Regions from separate parts of the Homo sapiens genome. Here region 2 is linked to region 1. A link is a loop called in an ENCODE intact Hi-C map of the cell type or tissue named here. Cell type or tissue: IMR-90. All regions are shown on one strand. Links, peaks and the distances in the headings refer to the core of each region. The heading gives the core; the rest is flanking DNA.

What was found. A loop is a pair of places that touch in the nucleus more often than their neighbours do. Peaks named below come from ENCODE experiments on the same cell type or tissue, not always from the same donor. Only the 100,000 strongest peaks of a DNase experiment are listed, where the experiment ranks them.
Region 2: a loop joins it to region 1, with 12 times the contacts of the local background. A loop is called at or near these places in 74 of 110 quality-filtered maps.

What each region holds. Positions count from the first base shown.
Region 1 is chr20:13,100,006-13,111,394 of GRCh38, forward strand. It overlaps SPTLC3 (serine palmitoyltransferase long chain base subunit 3), which reads left to right. Exons shown (of 12, transcript NM_018327.4): 7 at 10,107-10,212. It also overlaps a transcript of TASP1 not described here. Among named protein-coding and RNA genes, the nearest start is that of SPTLC3, 97 kb to the left of the region's middle. In IMR-90, for the core only: a CTCF peak has its summit at 6,046 (motif pointing left); no DNase peak of the experiment used is centred there; H3K27me3 peaks cover 215 bases.
Region 2 is chr20:12,919,976-12,931,364 of GRCh38, forward strand. LINC01722 (long intergenic non-protein coding RNA 1722) reads right to left here. Exons shown (of 12, transcript NR_109868.1): 5 at 4,757-4,933; 6 at 654-746. Among named protein-coding and RNA genes, the nearest start is that of LINC01723, 25 kb to the right of the region's middle. RefSeq lists a silencer at 6,543-6,743. In IMR-90, for the core only: a CTCF peak has its summit at 5,355 (motif pointing right); DNase peaks (open chromatin) are centred at 5,376 and 9,206; H3K27ac peaks cover 242 bases.

The DNA.
Region 1 (11,389 bases), core at 1,866-9,865:
GTCCTCTGCTTCATGTCCTCTCCTTACACCTTAACAATACTCTTCTGCCTGTTGGAGAGGAGGAGGTTCTATTTTTTAGCAGTACCAATGGAAGTGGACATCCTTTGTTATTTAAGCCAACTATAAATGAATCAGAATTCTGGGCCCTTGGATTTTTTAATTCTCTGTAGGAAAAAATACCTAAGATATACTTAAACCTACTCAGACCATCATAATAAACTTTTAAGCCTGTGTAAATAGGCTTGACCATTAACTCCAAAGCTATTCATTATTATTCTCTCTCCATTTCCCACAAAGCCAGAATGAATACCTGAGAAGACTAAATAGAAGGAAAGTTCTGCAAGGGAGCAAAATCAGAACACCGAAAGTCTATTTCCTAAAAAAACAGGAAAAGACTCAGAAGTGCATTTTTAGTGATGCTAAATTCAAAACTGGGTACTAGAGCCAGGCCTGGTGGCTCATATCTGTAAGCCCAACTACTCGGTTAGCTAAGATGAAAGGCTCACTTAAGGCCAGGAGTTCAAGACCAGCCTGGGCAACATAGCAAGACCTCATTTCTTAAACAATAACAACAACAACAAAAAAAACACCTGAGTACCAGAATCTTTTATCACCATAGATTAGTTCTTCTATAATAGTACATGTGGATAATAGCTGAGTCATAACTACTCTATCATTTATTCAGCTTTCACTGGTATTAAGTTCTTAGCTAACTGGTTCATTTAATTTTAACAGCAACCCAGATACAGAGTTCTTTTCATTATCCTCATTTTATTAAAGAGAAAACTAATCCTCAAAGTGATTATATGACCTGCCTAAGGTCAGGCAAATGATAAATCACAGGGGTCAAAATGCAGACCCAAGTCTGTTGCTTTTGTCTTGGTTTGCTTCCCCCAGCAGCAGACCTTGAGACACGGATGTAATCACAAGTCACTTATTCAGAAAGTGATGCCAGGAAGCACCAGTAGGTGAGCAGGGCACAGGAAGCACCAGTAGGTGACCAGGGCACAGGAAGGCAGCCAACATGGTGCATTGTCAAGCAAGTGACCAGAGTGGACAACAGGACCTCGATTCTACTAGGAAACTCTGGGTGCCAGGATAGATAACTCACTGTTATCCCTACCTGTGGGCTGAGGGAGCTGAAGTATTTACCCACAAATTCCCATTTGTGACTGATTGAAGGCTGCTCCCTAATCAGGCTATGTTCCCACAGCCAGAAAAAGAGCTCTTAGGCAAAGAATGGCCTGTGTTTGCATGAAGAAGCTGGGCTGAGAGGGTATAGGCAGGATGTGCACAGCACTTGTTAACACTCTTAACCACTAGCTGAGTCCAGCTATTTGCTGCCAGGCCATATGTAGGAGTCAGAAAGCTATGGTCCCTTGTGTAAAACTCAGTCCAGTGTGATGGCTAATGGAGCCCTATCCTGTTAGTAGCCTCAATTTCAATTCAGAATGCTGAAGTTTGGCCTCTGCATTCTTGCTCGCTGAGTATTAAAAAGATCTCTTTGCATTTTCTACTGTGGGCAGCTTCAGGGACATAGCCAACCCTCAGGCTGCCCTTGTGCTATCCAGCCATTCTCCAGCCATTTCACGGCCTCAGCTACAGAGTCAGCTGCAACCAGGAACCAACACATTTGTTCTCCATGGTGTTTCTGGTGCATTTTGAGGAAATGAGCAAATAATGAAATTATTTTTCCCCAATATTTCTCAGGCTTTCATATGCACACGAGGTACTTGGGGGCTCTTGTTAAAATGCAGACTCTGAGTGAGCAGGTCTGGGTGGGGGCCTGAGATCCTGCATTCTGACAAGCTCCTGGGTGCCGCTGCTGCTACTGCTGCTGCTGCTGTCATGCAGAACCACACTCAGAGCAGCGAGACTGCAGGCAACCTCGGTCCTCAAGTGAGTCACTAAGACTTTCTTAAGCTAGCCTCGGAGAAAAGCTGTTTCTTCAGCTTAGAGAGTTGTCATGAGGTCAGAGGTCCAGGCAGGTCAAGAATTTGGAGTAGTTTAAAAGAAAAAGTGGAAAGGAAGAACCAAAACTCTGCCTACTAAAGACCAAGAGGAGGAAGAAAAAGAAGGCCAGTGTTTGCCAGAAAACTCTGAGCACTACCTAGTCTGCAGAACAAGGGCTCGAGAGGTTGTTTAAGTAAAAAGTTAAACCCGTAAACATGGCTTAGACTACTTTGCAAGCCATGATCTTTTATATTTCAATGTCCAACTTGGATTTCTAAACTAGGTTGCTTAATAAAGCCAGCAATTGCCTCCCTATCTTTTAATGATAATTAAAAGGTATTGAGCCTTCATTGTAATGAGCCATTTACATTCACCAACTCATTTTAGCCTCATAACTACAAAATGAATCACCTGCTACTCTTATCTCCTTTTTGACAGATGAAGAAGAAACATCTATAAAGTGGTGAAGTGACTTAGATACACAGAGCTAGTAAGAGTCAGAGCTGGTAAACCTAGGAAGTCTGACTCCAGAGTCTCCGTTTTTAAGCATGACACGCTACCTCCTTTCCTGGCCTTTTCTACCCTCTGTTTGCCCCTGGATGGCAGAGTGATGAATGTAATACTTGGTAGCCTCCATCTCCCGTACACCTCTCCCAGGGCCAAGGCAGTTTTGGTTAGGTAGATGCTGCCAGCACCCACCTGACTGAGAATCCTAACCACTGGGCTCCTACACTGTTCCCTGAATCATGTCTCACCTTGGTGCATTGAGCCCCCTCATTTAGAGATCCCATCTCAGTACTTTGTCTCATTCCACAATCTCCTTCCTGAGGATCAGAATCCTATGCATTACATCAAGCCCAGAGCCCAAGCCTATTGGACACCCTGTCCCTGGTTTCTAGGTTCTGCCTGTCCTTCATCTCATGCCTACAGAGTCAAAAGTTGCTGCAATTACCCCCTCCCCCTGCAGGGTAAACAGGCCCTGTCCCTAGCACCTGCCTCATCCATAAGCCCAACCCAGGTCACCTGCTCTCAGCTGTCTTTTGCACTCTTCCAAGAAGATCCCTTTGCTTCTTTCAACTGCCTAAGGCTGTGCGACATCTATCCACATGTTTAAAGAGCCATCCAGAAAACCTGAGCCAAAGTCCTTGCACAATCTGCTTTATAAAACTTAAAGGCACCAGATTTTCAGTCAAAAATGCCCTCTGTGATCTCATGGAGAACAGACCCCATAAATGTGACTTTCAAAAAATAATTGTTTTGCTTGACAAAATTGGTCATTGTGATTTTGTTTCCGCCGAAAGGCTAAAAAAGGGGGACAGTCCTCCCCACCACCATCTTAAAAGTAAGAATAATTTCTTTGTCATCATTCATAGCTATTTAAATACCCGCTACTTACTATTTCACATTTGGGCTGAATCTTGAAGGATGAAACTGCATGTCCAAAGGAATAAGAGGAGTGGATATAGAGATGGGGGGTAAGGGACTAGGAACAGTAAAAAGTGACATTCATTCATCATCCATCCATCTTTTCATTTACAAAATATGAGTGCCGCTGATAGGCAGACACAAAAATATTTTTGCTGAGCAACCCAGAGAGTAGGGAACCAAAGGGTGTCTCTAAATGCAGATGAAAGTAGTTTTTGTGGGGTCATGGATGACAAAGAATAAACCACCAACCACACCAGGAGCATATGGAAAGTGGAGGCTGAGTTTCAGCCCCAATCTCGCATTCCTGGATCCATAGGAGAGGGAGCAGGGGCACTGAGAAATGGGCAGTGAGTGAAGATCTCACAGTAGATCTAGGCCTTTGGAAAACCCACAGCTGCACAAGAGAAGAGAAAGGAGGAAGCCCTGATGTATGCAACAGTGTTGCCATTTGACAGTGAAATAAGAGGAAAGCTAAATGTCTGGGTTTTTTCTTCCGGAAGACACACTATGAACTATGCCCTACCTTCTTGGAAGATTCTGGGTCCCTTGCTGCCTTGTGCTTTCTTTTCACAAAACTGCATCTTCAGCTTTTCCAGATCCAGGAGGCTTGCTATTATTAGGGTTTTGAATGTAAGAACAGGCACAGGCTCAGGCTGGCTAAGAGCATTTGTCACCTAAGCCTGATTGTAGCTTTGGACACATAGTTGGATTATTCCAAGTATTTAGTAATTCAGTAATCCAGTTAACTATGCTGGCAAAAGGCTAGGACTGTTTTGCACTAGGCACCAGAACATGGTCTCCACATTTTCATTTCTTATAGCTAGATATTTATAACCATCTGATAGGGTTTGGCTGTGTCCCCACCCAAATCTCATCTTGAATTGTAGCTCCCATAATTCCCATGTGTTGTGAGAGGGACCCAGTGGGAGATAATTGAATTATGGGGGCGGTTCCCCCTATACTGTTCTCGTGGTAGTGAATAAGTCTCACGAGATCTAATGGTGTTATAAAGGTTTTCCCCTTTCACTTGGCTCCCACTCTCTCGTCTGCCATCACGTAAGATGTGCCTTTCCCCTTCCGCCATGATTGTGAGGCTTCCCCAGCCACGTGGAGCTGTAAGTCCATTAAACCTCATTTTCTTTATAAATTACCCAGTCTCAGGTATGTCTTTATCAGTAGCGTGAAAATGGACTAATACACCACCAAACCAGCTCAATCCTTTTAGTCCTCTACAAACCAAAAGAAACCTCCTTAGTGAGTCAAATTTTGTGCTGAGTAACACCAAGGCATTATTAATGCTCAAATAGTGGTCATTTTAAGTCCGTGGTGTGTCATTGTGACTCAAGAACCACACTGTACCATAGCACCGTGTGTGTGTGCCTAGATGGTGTCAAAATTATACTTTTATTTTAATTTCCGTATCTCAGAATTTTCTTATTAAATCAACAAGAACAGGTTTGTTTGGAGGGCTTTTGTTTGGGGAACTTTTTTTAACAAAACTTCTGGCATTGTTTTTTTCATCTGCAAAAAACAAAAACCTAACAGTCCTTCCCTACTTCTCAGAGGTGTCATGGGGATTAACATAATGCAAGTGTAAGTGCCTTAATAAGCATCATTATTTTAAAAAAAATCCCTTGCAGATGTAAGCATGCAGCTTGCTGAAACGGTAGAATCCCATAAGGCCTACAGAACATAAATCACAATCCCTTAAATCTGCGGGTTTGTAACCCACGCACTGTAGCCTTGTAGAACGACAGAGAACCAGAGAGGAACATGCCAGGGGCTAAGGTGGGGCCAGAATCCAGGCCGAGCGCAGTCTTCCCTTTTCCTGTGTAGCTTCTGTGATTCTAAGAGGTCGGAGAGTTCATCCCCTGCAGGAGGAAAAAAAAAATGGCTAATTGATTTTCCTTCTGCTCAAGAATCCTGGTGTGTTGACCCTGGGGGGCTGTGAACTCCACCAAAAGCCACTCCCATGGCTATCTCCATTCAAGTCAAACACAACGAAGTCCCTGACTTGGAAAAGACTGGGATTCCTCTTGCTTCCCTCCGCAAAATGTATAAAACACAGCGCGGCCACCGAAAGTCTTGTTTTCATGTCTTGCGTGTTATTTTTAAAAATGGAGAAAAGCTTCTCTTTAGGACTCGTGGTGTTCATTTTAAAATTCTGGATTAATCCATCGTGTTTATGTGACCTTTTTGGTGCAAAAACAACACAGTGGCCTCTGAATTTACATATTTTTTCCAAATCTTAGAATATTCATTTTAAAATGACTACTAATTTAGTTCACTTGGGTTTAGTTTTTATTCCAGTGTCGTCGGAGCCACATTTACCATCTATCATTTCTGCACAAAAACTTATAAATTCCAAGTCCCAAAGGGAAAACATTCTTAACAGGAATGCTTTTATTCACCATCTCTTTATTCCATTCAGAGGATTTGGTTATAGAAGATGAATAATAGTATAAAATATTATAGACATAATAAATAAAAGATTATAGGAAAGGAAGACTGGTTCTCCAAGTCGCAAGGTTTTCTTCAATATTTTAGGAACTCTGCCTAAAGCAAAAGTGAAAAGAAGATACCCAAATAGGTGAAAGTTTATTAACTGAAAATTTCAAAACAAGAAAGCCGCTTTTTGTTTCCTTGGCTGCCATCTAGTGGTTAATAATGTACGCTAAAACACGCTCTTGGGAACGTTCAAAAAATATCTATCTGCTCGTTTTAAAACAAAACAAAAGATACCATCAATTTTTGAAAATATATTGCAGGTAGGAGATATTTATCTTTTCTAATAATTCTTATTTCTATCCACAAGTGGCATTTCCTTGCCTGTCTCCTAGTCTACGTTCTTTCTCCAGGAAAAGAACATTGATGCAATTATTAGGTAATGATTGAGCCTAGTACTGTGTACTAAGACTAGGGCGAGAAGGATGAGGACGAGGTCCCTGACTTCATGGAAGAGAGACATGAAAGCAAAAAACGAACATCGCGATGAGTGCTTAAAAAATAATAGACAAGTCGGGAGGGACACCAAGGAGGAAGCCCTTAACTCTGTTCTGTATTATTGACGAGAAGAGTTTGGGTTAAGACTTCAGTGATGAGTGAGCATTCTCCAGACAGACAAGAGGAAAAAAAGCATGGAGGAGAATCAGGAGGCTGTGTGTTGGGGGATGTTGACAAACTATGTCAGAAAGACAGGCAGAGGCTATATCAGGAAGGGCCATTCGAGATTGTATTAGGCAACTATTACTGGAACAAACCTCAGTTGCCAATAATAATCAGCAAGTATTTCTCACTGGAGGCTGCAGGTGAGCTGGGGTAACCGTGCCCTACGTGCCATTAATCCTCTCCCAGGGCCAACCTGAGACCAGGGGGCTAGCCTGGGCATTTTCTTTTCCTGTCACTAGCAGAAGCACAAGAGAAAGAGTAGAAATGCATAAGACCTCTTCAGATCTAGGTTTGGAACTAGCAAACTGTCTCTTCTCTGTATTCCGTTAGCCAAAGCAAGTCACTTGGCTGAACCCAAGCCAAGGGGCAGGGAAACGTTCTCCACTGGTGAGAGGAAAGGACTGCAAAGTCACAGAAGAAGGAACTCAAATGAGGTGGAAAATGGGCCAGTAATGTAGTCTGCAGCAAGTTCCATCTTGGAAATGGGTTTGAGGTTCCCATATTTGTCTAAAAAATGGTAAGAAAAACATTATATCGATCAAAGTAGAGGTCTCGCTTTGCGTTATGGGTTCCAGACCCCAGGGATACTGAGCATACAAACGTCTGGGCCCTGACCCACACCAACTGATTCAAAATCTCTGAGTAGAAATTTCGAGAATCTGCATTTTAACTGGTTACCCAGATGATTATTTCTATTCATCCTGAAGGTTGAGAACCACTGGAAGATTAATGAGAAAATAGAAAAAAAAGTCAAGGAGAAAACATAAAAGGAAAATGGGTTAAAAGAGGAAATAGTGCTCACAAAGAATACTAGAAATAGTGGGAAAAGGAATAAGAAAAACTAATGAAAAATGGTGTCCAGATGGCAGAGGGAAGAAGCTTAAAAGATAAGTGTGTGTTGAATTGTGTCAAATGCTGCCCACGGTCAAGTAGAACAAGAACTGAAGAAAGCTCTGTAAATTTGTCAATTAGGTAATATTATGTGAAAAGAACACAATAGTGATGCCAGGATATCAGGAGGCCTGTTTTGCAGATAAAAAGAGAAAAAAACAAAGAAAAGGAAAGTGGCATGAAATAAAACAAAGATCCACCATTCTTCCAATTCTTCTTTCACGGGTCCTTACGATCTTGGTGAAATTGATTAATTCCACATTTAAACTGACAAAGCACCTAAAGAGTTAGTTTCTGGCTAGTGATTAAAGAAAGGAAAGGAAAATGACCTTTTTTTTTTTTTTGTATCTGTTGGTTCTGATAACATGCCAGATATTATTGGTAGCATACAGGTAGCATACTATATCTAATACCTAAGGCTTTATATATTTGAATAAAGAATTATTCCCTTAATTCTTCATTATTTCATTATATATTTCCTTTATTTTTTCATTATTTATGTGATGTTTTCTTAAGGATGTTAAAGGAAGTCAAATAGTGTATTAACACTACTGTTTGGATTTCCAAGAGATCTTGCTAGTATGCAGCATCTTATTCATGTCACATGCTTTTTCTGAATTTCAGGACCCGATACCCAGTCTCTAGTGGGTGGATGCTGAGGACAGCTTGGAAGGTGCCATGCTAACAGGGGCCTCTCAGAGATGAGGTTCTGATATTGCACTATCAAATTCTGACTTGTCCTATCCCACTCCAAGTCATAGGAAGTCACCTTTATTTAAATGTGGTTTGCTTAAATGTACTTGATAATTAAAAAGAAACACACACACACAAATATATTCACAACTCTATTTCAAAGAACTATCTTGTGGCCTCATTGAATGTGGCAGAGTTGCAGTGTGGAAAAGTTAATGCAGCCACTAATGCATTCACTCAGCTTTGGGGGAAGCCCTAAAACAGATCTGAGCACAGACTGGAGACTCAAAGACAAAGTTGAAGGGCTCTCCATTGAGACCAAGAACTGCAGCTAATTTGAGCCTAGACCAGTGAGTGATAAGCCAATGCACATACGCTTCTTGAGAGCTTTGTCTGTAGTGGTCAAAACCAGTACTGACTATGCAGCTTTAGATTTATCTTTTTTTTTCACTTTGAGACAGAGTCTCGTTCTGTCACCCAGGCTGAAGTGCAGTGGTGTGATCTCGGCTCACTGCAACATCCGTCTCCTGGGTTCAAGCAATTCTCCTGTCTCAGCCTCCCAAGTAGCTGGGATTAGAGGTGCCTACCACCATACCCACTTAATTTTTTGTATTTTTAGTAGAGACTGGGTTTCACCATGTTGGTCCCGAACTCCTGACCTCAAAGATTTAGCTTTGCTAGATGTCACCTTTTGTGAGCATTTTAAATGGTGTTTCTAATGCCTGGTGAACATTGCATAACAGTCAAGCCAGCAGTTAAGTAGCATCTCCATCTTTTAAAATTAAGATTGGATTCTGGACCTAAGTATTTCAGTTTCATCTTCTCAAAAAAGGGAAAGCTTAGGAAATGCAAAAAATACACAGTACAAATATAATCAGTCTAAAAAATATGCCCATAAACCTCGGCCATTTTTTTCTTGCTAGGCTTAAATGTTAAAAACAAAATAATACACACACATGTACATATATACCAAACAGCTAGGTTGGTAGGCAAGTTCTTCTAAATGACCTCTCAACCCAAGCCCAGTCATCAACCTCTGATAGCAGATAAATGAATTGTCACTATTGATTATATTTGACATTAGAAGTTAACAAGATTATTCTGCCAGACATTCATCCTCCCTTGTTCTACATCACCATTTCATTTGAGAAGAAGGGACAATGGCTTTCACATAAGGCAGCAAAGGGTAGTGTTACAAATGTGGATTACAGTACAGACTACATGGGTTCAAATCCTGATTCTGTTGCTTATGATAGACCTCAGGCAGTTTACTCAACTCCTCTGTGTCTCAGTTTCCTGAACCACAGAATGGAAATGCTACTAGTACTTCCTCCAGATGGTTCTTATGAGGATTAAATGAGGTATGACAAAAACTGAGCTTAGAAGGGTGCCTGGCACACAGATAGGGCTCAATAACTGTGAGCTATTATTGTGTTCAGAGATCCCCAAATATTTTGAAAAAGAGGCTTAATTGTCCCACTGCTTTAAAGTTTTGAAACTTCTAAGACTGGGGGATGTCAGAAATCAAGGCTCAAAGTGTAGGAAGTGAGATCCGTGCAAACTCAGCTAAACTCTAACATGCTCATGTCTACACGATTGATGAGTGGTATTAATTATGTCTCTCAGAGTTCATTTCAGCCTGCAACAAAGCTTAGACCTAAGAGATGCATTTAACGTAGAATTTCAATCTCTCTAAGGCAGGCGGGGAGAGCCTTTAAGAGCCTAGGAAACCATGCCCCACTGGTGAGAGTTTACTCTGCCTACTTGTACAAATCCAACTATTTGTCTTGTCAGAGTTAAGTTCTACTGAAAAATAGACCTCTGTCTCTCTCTCCCTAAGGGTTCTCTGATTCTGAATTTGTTCTCTGAAAGTTTAGGTCTGAGTGTGAACATAAAACATCTGGAAAAAGAAAGTGGAAAAGGAAAAGTAAACCCTTTCATGACTCAATTTTTTTTTTTGGTATTATTTAAAGACACACAAAGCCTAGAGAAGCTCCTGAGAGATGCTGTCATCTATGGCCAGCCTCGAACCCGCAGAGCTTGGAAAAAGATTCTCATCCTGGTGGAGGGTGTCTACAGGTATGTAAATAACAGGACACATTTTACGACTCGGAGGCCTGCAGCAAGCTGACCAGTGCGGAAAGGCTCACCTTTCCTAGCTAAACAGAGAAATGACTTAGAATTGGTTATATGACACAGGGACCTGAGACAGAGCCACCAATGGGAGCTGTCAGACGTGGGTTATCTGTCTTTTTGATGACTCTATATATGGCACAGCAGCTTGGAGGCTGGCCGGCTTGTGAAGGCTTCCTCAGAAATATCCTCTCAAGGCATTGCTAACTTGAGTTGATCTTTCCACTACCTTTGACTGCCCCAGAGTTTCAAAGGCGTTTCGCAGCTGGGTTATTCAAGATCAAAACACTCCTTGCCTTTATGACTGGTAGAAATTGTTGATGGGTGGCCCGGATGCCCCTACCTGGACAGCACGCCCAACCCCCAGCTGCTTGCTGAACTTTGTTAGTGATTGCCATCAATACAAAAGATCTGCCTGTTTTCCCCAAGGTAGGAGTAACCTGGGGTGCAATTCTTGTTCCAGAGCCAGCGGGTAGGAATGGGCTGATGTCTAGTCCATAAGCCAAGGAGACATTATTTCAGAGTGCCCAATCCTGAATCAATTCTCAAACAATCCTGACGTTAGGCAAATTGAGGGGGATATCTCCTATAATGATAGAAAAGTGAAAAATATTAAAAGGAAGGAAGTGAAGGCTGTTCAACTTTAAGACAAGGAGGAGTGTGGCTACAAAGGAGACTTGAGGATAGACATAGGATTTCTTTCAGCCCGCTAATCTCATTAGTCCCTGAGTGCACATTTTTTCTGCTGCATGAGTGGATAATGAGCAGCAGCAGAAGTGTGCCTTTATTCCTTTTAAGAAAAAAAAAGTGAATTCTCCCAACTCTAAAATAATAATAATAAGAAGCTTGGTTTCATTTTATTTTTAACATTTTTAACTCCAGTACTTCTGCCCCCATGGTTAGGGTTCTGGATGTTCCCAGTCCTACTGTGGGAAATGCAAAGTTTGCATTTCCAGTTTCTACCAGCTCACTTTCTGCATCACCTACCATTACCTCCTCCAGCCAGCCCAGAGAGTATGTACTGTTGATGAAGTCTTTGGGAGCACTCTAGACATAGTAGTTCTCCAGGGTGAGCTTGTCCTTGCCCCAGCCTAGGCACATTTGGCGATTTTCAGTCATTATA
Region 2 (11,389 bases), core at 2,183-10,182, 180 kb before region 1:
ATCATATCCTTCTACTCCAGGACATTAACTCTCCTATCTGAGCTTCTTTTTCCTTCACTTGGTTTATCTGTCTCCCATCCTAGTGGCCATAAACAAAAAGAGTATCCTCACTACCTTGGAAAAATATTGATAAGAGTCCTCCAAAGTTAGGAAATACATTATGGCCCAGTAAAACCTGATTTTCAAGAGTCTGGCCTTATAGGAGGGATAAGAGAAACATTACATTTCATGTCAAGAGCTGAATATTACTTTTTTCTCCTTAAATATCTTCTGTAATAATCCTAATCCTAATTTCCTCACTCCATTTTTCTCCTCTGAAACCAAAGAAATAAAAAATAAAAATGCTTTAGAAAGAAAAGGGAAAAGCCATATACACAGAAACATACAATTGAAAAGCATACCCACATAGTTTAAAATATCAATCATATAAGAGAAAAAAATGCATTAATGTAAAATATACAGTGAGGGATTTCAGCCAATGTACCTGCATGTATATAGTACCACACTTGGTAACTAATTCATCAACTCTAGAAGCACTGGGTTAAGGAACTCTGAAAACAAAAGGGAGATAATAATGTCTCCCATTTATGTGGTTATACATAGTTTATAAACTGTAGTGTTTTGTAGTTTATAAGATGCTTTTGAACACTTGCCTTATTTTAACTTCACATGACCCCTGTGGGATATGTTTTACCATCTTCATTTGGAGGCCTAGAGCAGTTCAATTACTTGCGACCCACATACAGCTATAATGTGAGAACAAAAAAACAGTGTATTCAAAACATGTCTTGCTTGTGGTTCTAAAGGTAGAAATGAAATGGGTATTTGGGGCAAACTGTCTTGTTTTTCCAAAGAGATATTTTTGTCACGTTGTTTCAGTTGTTCAGGTGATAACAAGCACAAGCCCACTCCATGTGCCCTAGAAACACTCAACAGGGGAAGTAAGCTACATGCCAACTGTGCATGCCTGAAAGAAATGCCCTACTTAGGAAAACGTAAAAGGCCACCATCTTCCCAACTTCTCAGTAGAGTGCTCCCCTTGAAACTATTGTGATGTGCATTGACACTGTGTTTTCTAGACAGGGATCAGAGGCAGGGGTTGTACATTTCCCACTCTGAAGGCCATTAAAAGCTTCAACTCTCAGAGTGGGAAGCAGAGAGGTTCCGAGAGAAGAAACAAGTTCTAGGAAATTCCAGGAAAAGGGTATCCTGGTATTTTATCTTAATTTTCCCTTTTCTGCATTGAAATTCCCTTGTGTTATCAGGAGTCAGTGAGGTCTGTTGTGTTCAAAAGCTACGGGTTATTTGTTCTTGGGAAATCATCTTTTGTACAATGCTTTGGGAAAACAGACCAGAGATGATAATTATGAAGTAGAAAAGGGATCACAGGCTTCAGGAAGAGATAGAGGGAGGGGATTGAGCCTCAGCCTGGAGCAGGAGATACTGAAGGCGCAAGTGGACCCATGGAACCTTCCAGTATTCCTCAGGGTTCCCAGAAACCTGCTATCACCCATATGGGGCTCAGACTTGGGGCCCCTAGACAGTAAAGAAAAGGGGGCGATATTTTTGGATCTGCATCTCCAACAAATCTCATGTCAAATTGTAATCCCCAGTTTTGGAGGTGGGACCTAATAGGAGGTGATTGGATGATGGAGGCAGGGTTCTCATGAATGAGTTAGCACCATCCCTCTGATGATGTTCTTATGAAAGTGAGTGAGTTACCATGAGATCTGGTTGTTTAAAAGCATGTAGTACCGCTCCCCTTCTCTCTCTTGGCCCTGTTTCTGCCATGTAAAATATCTGCTCCCACTTTGCCTTCCACCATGAGTAAAAGCTCCCTGAGGCTTCCTCAGAAGCAGATGCCACTTTGCTTCCTGTATAGTCTGCAGAACTGTGAGCCAGTTAAGCCTCTTTTCTTTATAAATTGCCCAGTCTCAGGTATTTCTTTATAACAATGCGAGAACTTACTAATACAGAAAATTGGTACCAAGGAGTAGAGCATTGCTCTAAAGACACCTGAAAGTGTGGAAGCAGCTTTGGAACTGGGTAACCAGCAGAGGTTGGAAGAGTATGGAGAGCTCAGAAGAAAACAGGAAGATGAGAGAAAGTTTGGAACTTCCTAGAGACTTATACATTTGTTTTGATTACAATGCTAATAGTGATATGAACAATACAGTCCAGGTTGAGGAGGTCTCAGATGGAGATGAGGAACTTATTGGGAACTGGAGCAAGTCACTTTTGTTATGCATTAGCAAAGAGGTTGGCTGCATTGTGCCCCTGCCCTGGGGATCTGTGGAACTTTGAATTGAGAATGAGGATTTAGAATATCTAGTGGAAGAAATTTCTAAGCAGCAAAGTGTTCAAGGTTTGGCCTGGCTGCTTCTAACAACCTATCTCATATGCACGGGCAAAGAAATGACCTAAAACCAGAACTTATATGTTAAAGGAAAGTAAAGACTAAGTTTGGAAAATCTGTGGCCAGGACATGTGGTAGAAAAGAAAAGCCCGTTTTCAGGAGACAAAGTCAAGTGGGCTGCAGAAATTTGCATAAGAAAAAAGGAGCCACACAGAGTCCCCATGGGACACTTCCTAGTGGAGCTATGAGAAGAGGGCCACCATCCTCCAGACCCTGGAATGGTAGATCCAGCAGCAGCTTGCACCATGCATCTGGAAAAGGCACAGGCACTCAATGCCAACCCATGAGAGCAGCCACAGGGGCTGAACCCTGCAAAGCCGCAGGGGCGGAACCGCCCAAAGCCTTGAGACCCCTCCCCTTGCACCAGTGTGCCCTGGATGTGAGACATGGAGTTAAGGGAGATTATTTTGGAGCTTTAAGATTTAATGACTGCCCTGCTGGGTTTCAGATGTGTGGGGCCTGTAGCCCTTTTCTTTTGGCTGATTTCTCCCTTTGGGAACAGGAGTATACCAATGCTTATACCTTCATTATATCTTGGAAGTAACTAATTTGTTTTTTATTTTACAGGCTCATAGGCAGAAGTGACTTGCCTTGTCTCAGATGAGACTTTGGACTTTGAAGTTTTGATTTAATGCTGGAATGAGTTAAGACTTTGGGGAACTGTTGACAAGGGATGATTGTATTTTGCAATGTGAGAAGGACATGAGATTTGGATGGGGCAGGAGGTAGAATTCAGTGGTTTGGATCTGTGTCCCCACCAAATCTCATGTCAAATTGTAAACCCTTATGCTGGAGGTGGGGCCTGGTGGGAGGCAATTGGAACATGGGGGCAGAATTCTCATGGATACATTGACATTATCCCCTCAGTGCTGTTCTCATGAGAGTGGGTGAGTTTTCATGAGATCTGGTTGTTTAAAAGTTTATGGCACCTCCCCCTCTCTCTCTTGGTCCTGCTCCTTCCATGTAAGACACTTCCTCCCACTTTGCCTTTAACCATGAGTAAAAGCTCCCTGAGGCCTCCTAGAATAAGCTGCTGTGCTTCTGGTACAGTCTGTGGAACTGTGAGCCAATTAAACCTCTTTCCTTCATAAATTACCCAGTCTCGGGTATTTCTGTATAGCAATGCAAGAACTGACTCATACAAGGGGGCTCCTTTAATGCAGGGAACCTGGGTTATAACTACAAATAACAGAAAGGATTCCGGTGTCTGAGTCTGTGTCTCTATCTACCCTTCTTACCTGTGTGCCAAAGAGGCAGGAGGGTGATTCTGAAAGTAAAAAGCTCACCGCCAATATTTTATTTTAGTACAAGAAAAGAGATTAATACTATGGATGTAGAGAAAGCAAGAGCTTGGAATCTAGAAACGACTTAGATCCCACCATGCCCTTACCAGCTATGCAATCTCAGATGGGCCACTCAATCCCACTGACAGTCAATTCTCTCATCTGTGAAATGAGTGTACCAATGCTACTTTATAGGCAGCTTTGTCAGGATTAAATGAAGTAATTTAGAAAAAGTACTTAGCAGGGTGACTGGTTGCCTGGCCCTTAATAAGTATTTCATGAGTTCAATTCTGTGCCAAAGATAAAGTATTGCTCACCAGCTAATTGGCCATTGTTCAAATTTTTTTAAGCAAAATGAAAACTTCAAGCTTATTAGAATTAAAATGCTCTGACCCCTTGTATTTTGGAATTATAAAAGATATTGTTTCTCAAAATAATGGTGGTGGGAGGGGTGGGGGGAACCCTCTGTTTGCTTAGGGCCATCTTCCAGCTCTTATCAGGTGGCATTTGCATTAGTCTGGTGGTAAATCCGTCCAGGATGCTGAATAAACAACTGCTTGCCTTTAGTTGGATCTTCAATTACATCAGATATGTGACCTGATGTCTGGAAGCCCTGGGCTGCCAAGGACAGAACAGTCTCTGTGAGGTGATTTAAAGGAGATCTTTGTTCCCTGGCCCCCAAATGTCTTTGTCCCATTATTTCTTGCAGTCTGACATGCTCCCTTTAAACCCCAAAGGCTTTCTGTGTTCAAGAGCTCCTTATCTATTGTTATGCAAATGTCCCTGGGAAAAACAATAATAATTCTTCATCGGCTAATATTTCAAGGAGAACTATAGCAACAAATGCTAACAATTTCTTGGAAGCTCAGATGTAGGAGAGGTATGTGTAAGATAAGGAAGAAGGGGTTGGGGGAAGAGTGAGTTATCTCTAAAAGGGGAGGTAGATGAGAAGGATGGGTTTTAGAAGTAGATAAGCCAGCTTCAGTTTCCCAGGAGCCAATCTCTAGAGCCATGATTTCTGTTTCCTCATTCATAAGGCAGGAAAGACAAAATTTACCTCACTAGGGTGGTTTTAAAGATTAAATGAGACAACATGCAGACTGCTTGTTCCTATGCATTCAAAGGAAGTGGTGACCATTAACTCCGCCTCCAGGCTGTAGGTTCTGAGGGACTAGGATGCAAGATCCCATCTGCCATTTGCTCACTGTGACCCTGGCCATCACTTGGCTTCCACCTGTGTAAAATGGGAAAAAGGTGTTTTCCTAGTCATTAAAAATGTAATATATGAGGCACAGCTTATTAATTTCTAGGTAGAAAACTATACGATTACTCAAGTCAATTGCATGTCATTGCTAATTTAAAGAAAAAGATAATCAATTGATTTTGGGTGAACAGTTTTAATTTGAAGCAGGATTAGTCAAGATAACAATGTATTTTAGCCAGAAATAAATTTAAGTCTGTAGTCATTAGAGTTAAAATATTCTTTCTAATAGCTATACAGTACAGAAAAAGACTGCTGAAGAAATTTGACATGTAATAAAAAAGAGAATGAAGAAAAAGTGAGAGTGGATTTAAAAGGCTGCTGTTCCGTTTTCAGACTGCAGGCTGCCCCCCTGCTGAGCTGCCCAGCTGCTCAGTTCATTTCTTAGTGAAGTGCCTTTTTTGGGCTTAGCCACAAGATGTCAGCCTAAGCTTAGCCATTTGTGCATTTTTCCGCGCCTCCAACCCATTTCTTCCCTTCCATTTCATTTCCTCTTTCGGCTCTGAGCAAATGAATAATCTTTTGGATTGTGGGCACTAGATGAATAACAATGGAGTAACTGGAGCATTCAAAGGGCCTCTGCTGATAGCAGCTTCCACCAAGTCTCAGGAAGAGCCCCCTTTCCTTCCCATTGCAGTCCCCAAGCCTGGGAGGCCATTGTCCTCTCTCAGGCCAAGTGTATCTATGTGTTGGCGCTTCCTACACAGGGACAAAAAATCCAGGATCCGTGACCCCTAGGAGAGAATGCTGTTAACCTGTCTCCCAGGAAGGTGGATAAAGGCGATTTCAGGTTGGCTCAGCAGCCCTGGGAACTTTCAAGGGTGAATACTGCTTTCTCAGCTGCAACCTGTCTTCCCCAATGCATCGGCATTTGAGAACAAGATACCCCACCTGGGTACGAGATGCCTGCAGTACCTCTAAGAATCATGTTCTCACCACATTGGTGAAGGCAAAAAATGGGCAGATTTTCTTTCCCCATGGATTTTTGTAAAGGTGAAAATTTTCCAGACACCCCCCCTACACACACCAGCAAATGTACACTTACAACTGACTGGTCAGAAATCAGTCACCTGCCTGTCCCTGAAACCATCAGCAGTAAGAGGAGTAGGGATGCCATAACTGGTTTAGATTAGTGAGATCCATCTCCTGGGCCTAGGGAGGGTCCACCTTCCTTAAGCACATAGCTTTTGCCAGAGATCAGTACTCCCGGAGCTGAATTCCAGGGCCTGCCGTGATGACCCAGAACTCAGGACACAGCCCTGTCTCCCAGGGGCTCAGTGAACACACGTCCAGTCACGACTGCCCAGGGAGATTTGCAGTGGGCTAGAGTTTTGCTAAAGAGAGGCCAGGCAACCACCAACTAAACTACCTGCCCTTTGCTGGAGAAAGAGGAGGAGGAAAAAGAAATAAATGCTGCTGAGACTGACAGAGCAGGAGCACCGTCATCTCAGACAAACACCGCCACTTTAAGCTCCAGCTCCCCTTCTAGCCTCATGCATTTCAAGGAAATCACTTCTCTTCTAACTACAAGCAGCCAGAAAGAGCAGACAGTAAAACACAGATAAGACAGCTCGGGCACAGAGGAAAGTAGGGGGCAAGTCGCTTGGGTAACTGCCAAAGTTCACCCTCATACAACGGGCCCCAGTAAAACAGTGGGCCTTAATAAGCACATTCCTTTCCCTTCAGGTGCACTAAGATAGGGAAGCTAAAAGCAGACTCAGGGGGCTATGCCTGCAGCTGCAGAAAGATATATGAGAACAGACACACAACTCTCCTTCCCAGATAAGCACAACAAAGAGACACAGAAGCAATCCAAGCCTCTGATAAACTCTCCTATCCTGAATTCTTAAAAACTCTTGGTCATAAGAGAGTGTGGCTCTGACCTAGCTTGGCCAGCCGCCCCTCTCAGGTTTATTTAAAATAAACTTGTCCCTGTTGACTGTAAAGCCACCCTTGAAGTTTCTCTCCTCTTTCTTTAATTCTTGCAGTGACTATATTGTCTCTGGCATCAAGAGGACTGGGGTCAGTCCAGTAGCTCTGGGCTCTGGGACCTGCTCTGCTTAGACTGTCTGAGAACCCGAGAGCATGGTGCCTCTGTTCTCTGGGTCTGTTTCCTTCAGAGAAATGCAGTCTGTTCCAGGATGTACAGCATCAGAACCAGCCTGGGCTATAGGCCTCCTATGGAAACAGGCAGGCTCAGGCCCATGCTTATCTGTCTCTCACTGTGCCATTGAGCCACCAGAGTCATGGGAGCCAGTGTTTTCCAACCGAAGGGACTTCTGTGCCCACTTTCTAGAACCTCTCCTTGAGCCGACCTATGGGGATAAAACACACACACGAAAGCAGGACATCCTGAGGAAGGGACCCTGGGAGGAAGATGAACAGTGAGACCATTCCTGTTCATCCTTGTAGAATAGGAGATAAGTTGATTTATCATTCATTAGACAGAACTGTGTAATAAAGGTATTTATGTGTGCAAGGCTGTGGTATGCAACAACTCTGGGGGAAGGAGGAAGAGAAAGAAATGAGACTTGGCTTTGGGTTGGATGTGCGATGCTTTTTCTCAGAGAAATCAATTTTTTGCAGAAAGAAGCATGCTGTCTATTGGGATGTCGCTGCCCCACGAACAGTCACTACACCCTTGATGCATCCTCTGCGGGGGGCTCAGGGCCTCAGGAACACTAAACACCACAGGGGACCAGGCTTCATCCTGACACACACTGGGAATCAACCCAGCTGTCATTTCCATGGGTGTGGAAGAAAACTAATGACTCAAGGCTTGAATCATAAGTGGTCCAGCTTCCACTGGCAGAGGTAGATAAGTCAGTGAGAAACTCAGATACATTCACAGCAACTGCAGCCTCTGACCGGAATGGGTCGAACCTGCAAGCCACCCTTGGCTTCAGCCTGCTTTTAGTTCACAACTTTGTGCAAAAGAGAAATTAGCAGCAATGTGAAATGTCACAATTTGAAGGAGTCTCTGCCAGGGCTGGACAGTTCAATTTCCTTTTCAACTCACTGCCCCAACATTGTCCTGCTACTTTCAAGGAGAGAAATTCAAGCATAAGGGCTTTGTGAACCAGGCTGAGAGCTCTGGACATGGAAGGAGAGGGAAGGGCCAGGTTCTCACTGGGACACATACTGTGGTGTGTAAAGGCATGGACCCTGGACCAGAATAGCCCAGGCCAATGCACTGCATCATTTCTCCTATTTCTGGGACTTCTGGCAAGCTCCCTGGACACTTCTGTAGCTCAGTCTTACCCTTAGTAAATAAGGCTAAGAGTAGCACCTGCCCCTGAGTTTTTATAAGGTTAAAATCACAAAAGATTCAGAAGAATGCATGGTATAGTGAGGGCTCAGTAAATGTTTATTATTTTTTATTATGATTTACCAGTTATTCTAATTTTGAGCAAGAGGGTTTCTCTGAGCTCTAATGAGGAGTCTCACCCTACCTCAAAGCAATGCAGGACAGAAAAGCCCCCAAATTGGGGCTTAGCCTGGTTCTTGGCTTCACCCAGGAAAGAACGTAAGGGTAAGCTGGTGGTGTTAGACAGCAACTTTATTGAAGCAGTAGCCTATAGCAACAGAGGCACTGCTCCTTGCAGAGGAGGGTTAACCCATAGACAGTGTGCCCACAGTGGCATCTTACAGCAACATCACCAGAAACAGACCTGTGGCTGAACAAGTTGTTTCTCACTCATTGAAATAAGGGAAAACACTGTGGAGAACTGTGGTGTCTCTCAGTAAGAGCATGTTAAAAAAGACAGTATAGGATGTGGGACTTTAGTTAGATTCCTGTCTTCATCAGCTCTGGCTGCTATATAACGAAGTACTGTAGCCTGGGTGGCTTATAAACAACGGCAATTTATTTCTCACATTTCTGAAGTCTGGGAAGTCTAAGATCACAATGCCACCATGGTTGGGGTCCAGGGAGGATCCTTTTTTGAGTTGCAGAATGCCAATTCCTTGCTGTTTCCTCACATGGCAGAAAGAGGGTGAGAGAGCTCTCTGGAGTCCCTATTATAAAAACACTGATCCTATTTATAAGAGTTCTACCTTCACTCCTCAAACACCTCCCTAGGCCCCAGCTCCTACCACAGTCACCTTGGGGGTTAGAATTTCAACATATGAATTTGGAGAAATGTAAACATTCAGTGCTTACCAGTGCTTTAGGGGATGTTTTACAGAATCGGACTTTTGCTCTGAAGTGGAGGCCATCAGGAAGTGGTGTTAACACTATGATTGAATACTTTAAAAATGTGATCTACAATTTGGAAGGAAGTAAGGTTAAAGCTGTGGTTGGTGAATAAGCCACTGTTACACATATTAGCTGGGAATGAGGAGTGTTTGGTCATTTGTGTAGTTTAGATAAGGTTCACGTTTCTGTCTGCATTCAGACATGACTGGAGTGGTCTTCTTTTTGTCTTGATTCACCACCATCACAGAGTGGCCTTTTCTGATGCTGGTACTCAGTGAAATTGTTTATACTCAGCCAGAGAATATTATGACCTAGCTGTGAGTGCCTGTTCTACTCCTAGCAACACCAAGAACTAACAGTGCTAGACCAGTTCTCAAATATGAAGGGTTGCGTCTCTGTTTCTTTCTACCCTCTTTTGGCCAAAGCAAACTAGTCAGGCATCAGGATGTAGATCATTGATCCCTACCATTGCTGAGACATTGCTAATCTGATATTTATCCAGAGCGCACTGTCTGCAGGCAAATTAGGGTTTTAATTCACCATCTTGTATTAGTCAGGACATCTCTTTTCTTCTAAAGCATTTCAAAGTCATGAACTAACCTAAAAATCATACGTGCTATAACACCTTCTTTATCTCTGGGCAGCTGACATATCTGAGTGAGGGCAATTAAGTCAGCCCACTGGAATTATTCAATTTCTGAGAGAAGCTTGTATTGCAAGGCCAAATTTAAGTTTCTGATCACGTAAATGGCTTTATAATTTTTAGCTTTTCTTTTTCAGTATGAACCACATAAAATCAAAATAAAATCACATTTATCTTGGCTAGAAGGTTTGCATGATTGTGAATAGTTCCCAAAAGGCTGGAAATTATTGGGTCCTCTTTCATCAGATAAAAAATAAATCAATCAACAAAATAAAATACAAATTAAAATAAAAAAGATGATGCCTGGGTTCAGAGGGAAGCAGCAATGGATGTAGACCTTTGAAGGGTAAGGCGGTAATATTTCATAGATGTCACATGACTGTCAATAAAAGAATCTGTGTAAGATGAGAAATTGTTAAGTGTAGTAGAGATCCTAGAACTAAGTCAATGGAAGTTTTCATACATTTTGCTATTGCTGTTATAGATCTTAAACAAGGTCGATATAGCTTGGCTACTAGAGCTAACAAAAGACTAAAATAAGCAGTAGGTCCCTAATGATTCCCACATAATTGGGTCAACACTTACTGAGATTTTTTATAAACAAAAAGTAAAAAGGGATTTGTGAATCTAGAAACTTGGAGAAAATTCTTTTAATAGTTACTGTTTCTGTGTGTATGCTTAAAAAGGAACATACTTCTTTTAACTTGAAAAGTATATGATTACTAAAAGCTAATTCTAGTAATACTTTTTACTAATATAAAATTAACATCAGCTCTCTTCTGGATTTGACATGTTTGGAAAATCTTTTGTATGTTTTTAAATCCCAAAGTTGAAGGACTCTCATAACAGTTTTGAAGTATTTAAAACCTGAAGAGTTTCAACAAACCTAATTATTCCTATTTTCCTTTATTTTATAGGGTGAAAGAGCAAAATTATTCTGAATTTTGGAAGGGTAAAAAAAATCATTATAAAGGACATGATACAAAGTCAAATAATTTCAGGCAACATTATAAATATTTTGTAAGTAACTGTTCTAATTAAGAATCAATTAAGAAAACTAAACATGAAGTTTCTTGAAAACTGATTTAAGTGCGTACAAAAGGCACCAAAATTTAACAGAATAATTAAATCACAAAAAGAAACTTCTACAATCTAAGCATAAAATAGGCCAGTCATGTTACATAAAAATGACACTCATTTTTTTCTGTTTTACGTCATTTTTGTAATAATTTGGAGTAAAAATTGAATACATGTCTCTGCATGTATTCAGGCATGCAGAGACAAGTATAAAAATAAGTAATGTTAAAACTTTTACTCATAGCTTTAAAAAACAACTAACTTACCAGCATATTAAATAATACATACATATCATATTAACTTTGTCCCATGAATAAGCTATTAAACATTTCTTAAGCATAAAATTATATATTCATATTCATATTCATATTTCTCTAATTATCATACCTTGTGTAATTAAATATTTATATTAATTATCCTTATATTAAATTAAACAAATATATATTATAAAATGTAATATATAGTACTTCATATTATAAATATATAAAACATAATTATATTATAAATATAT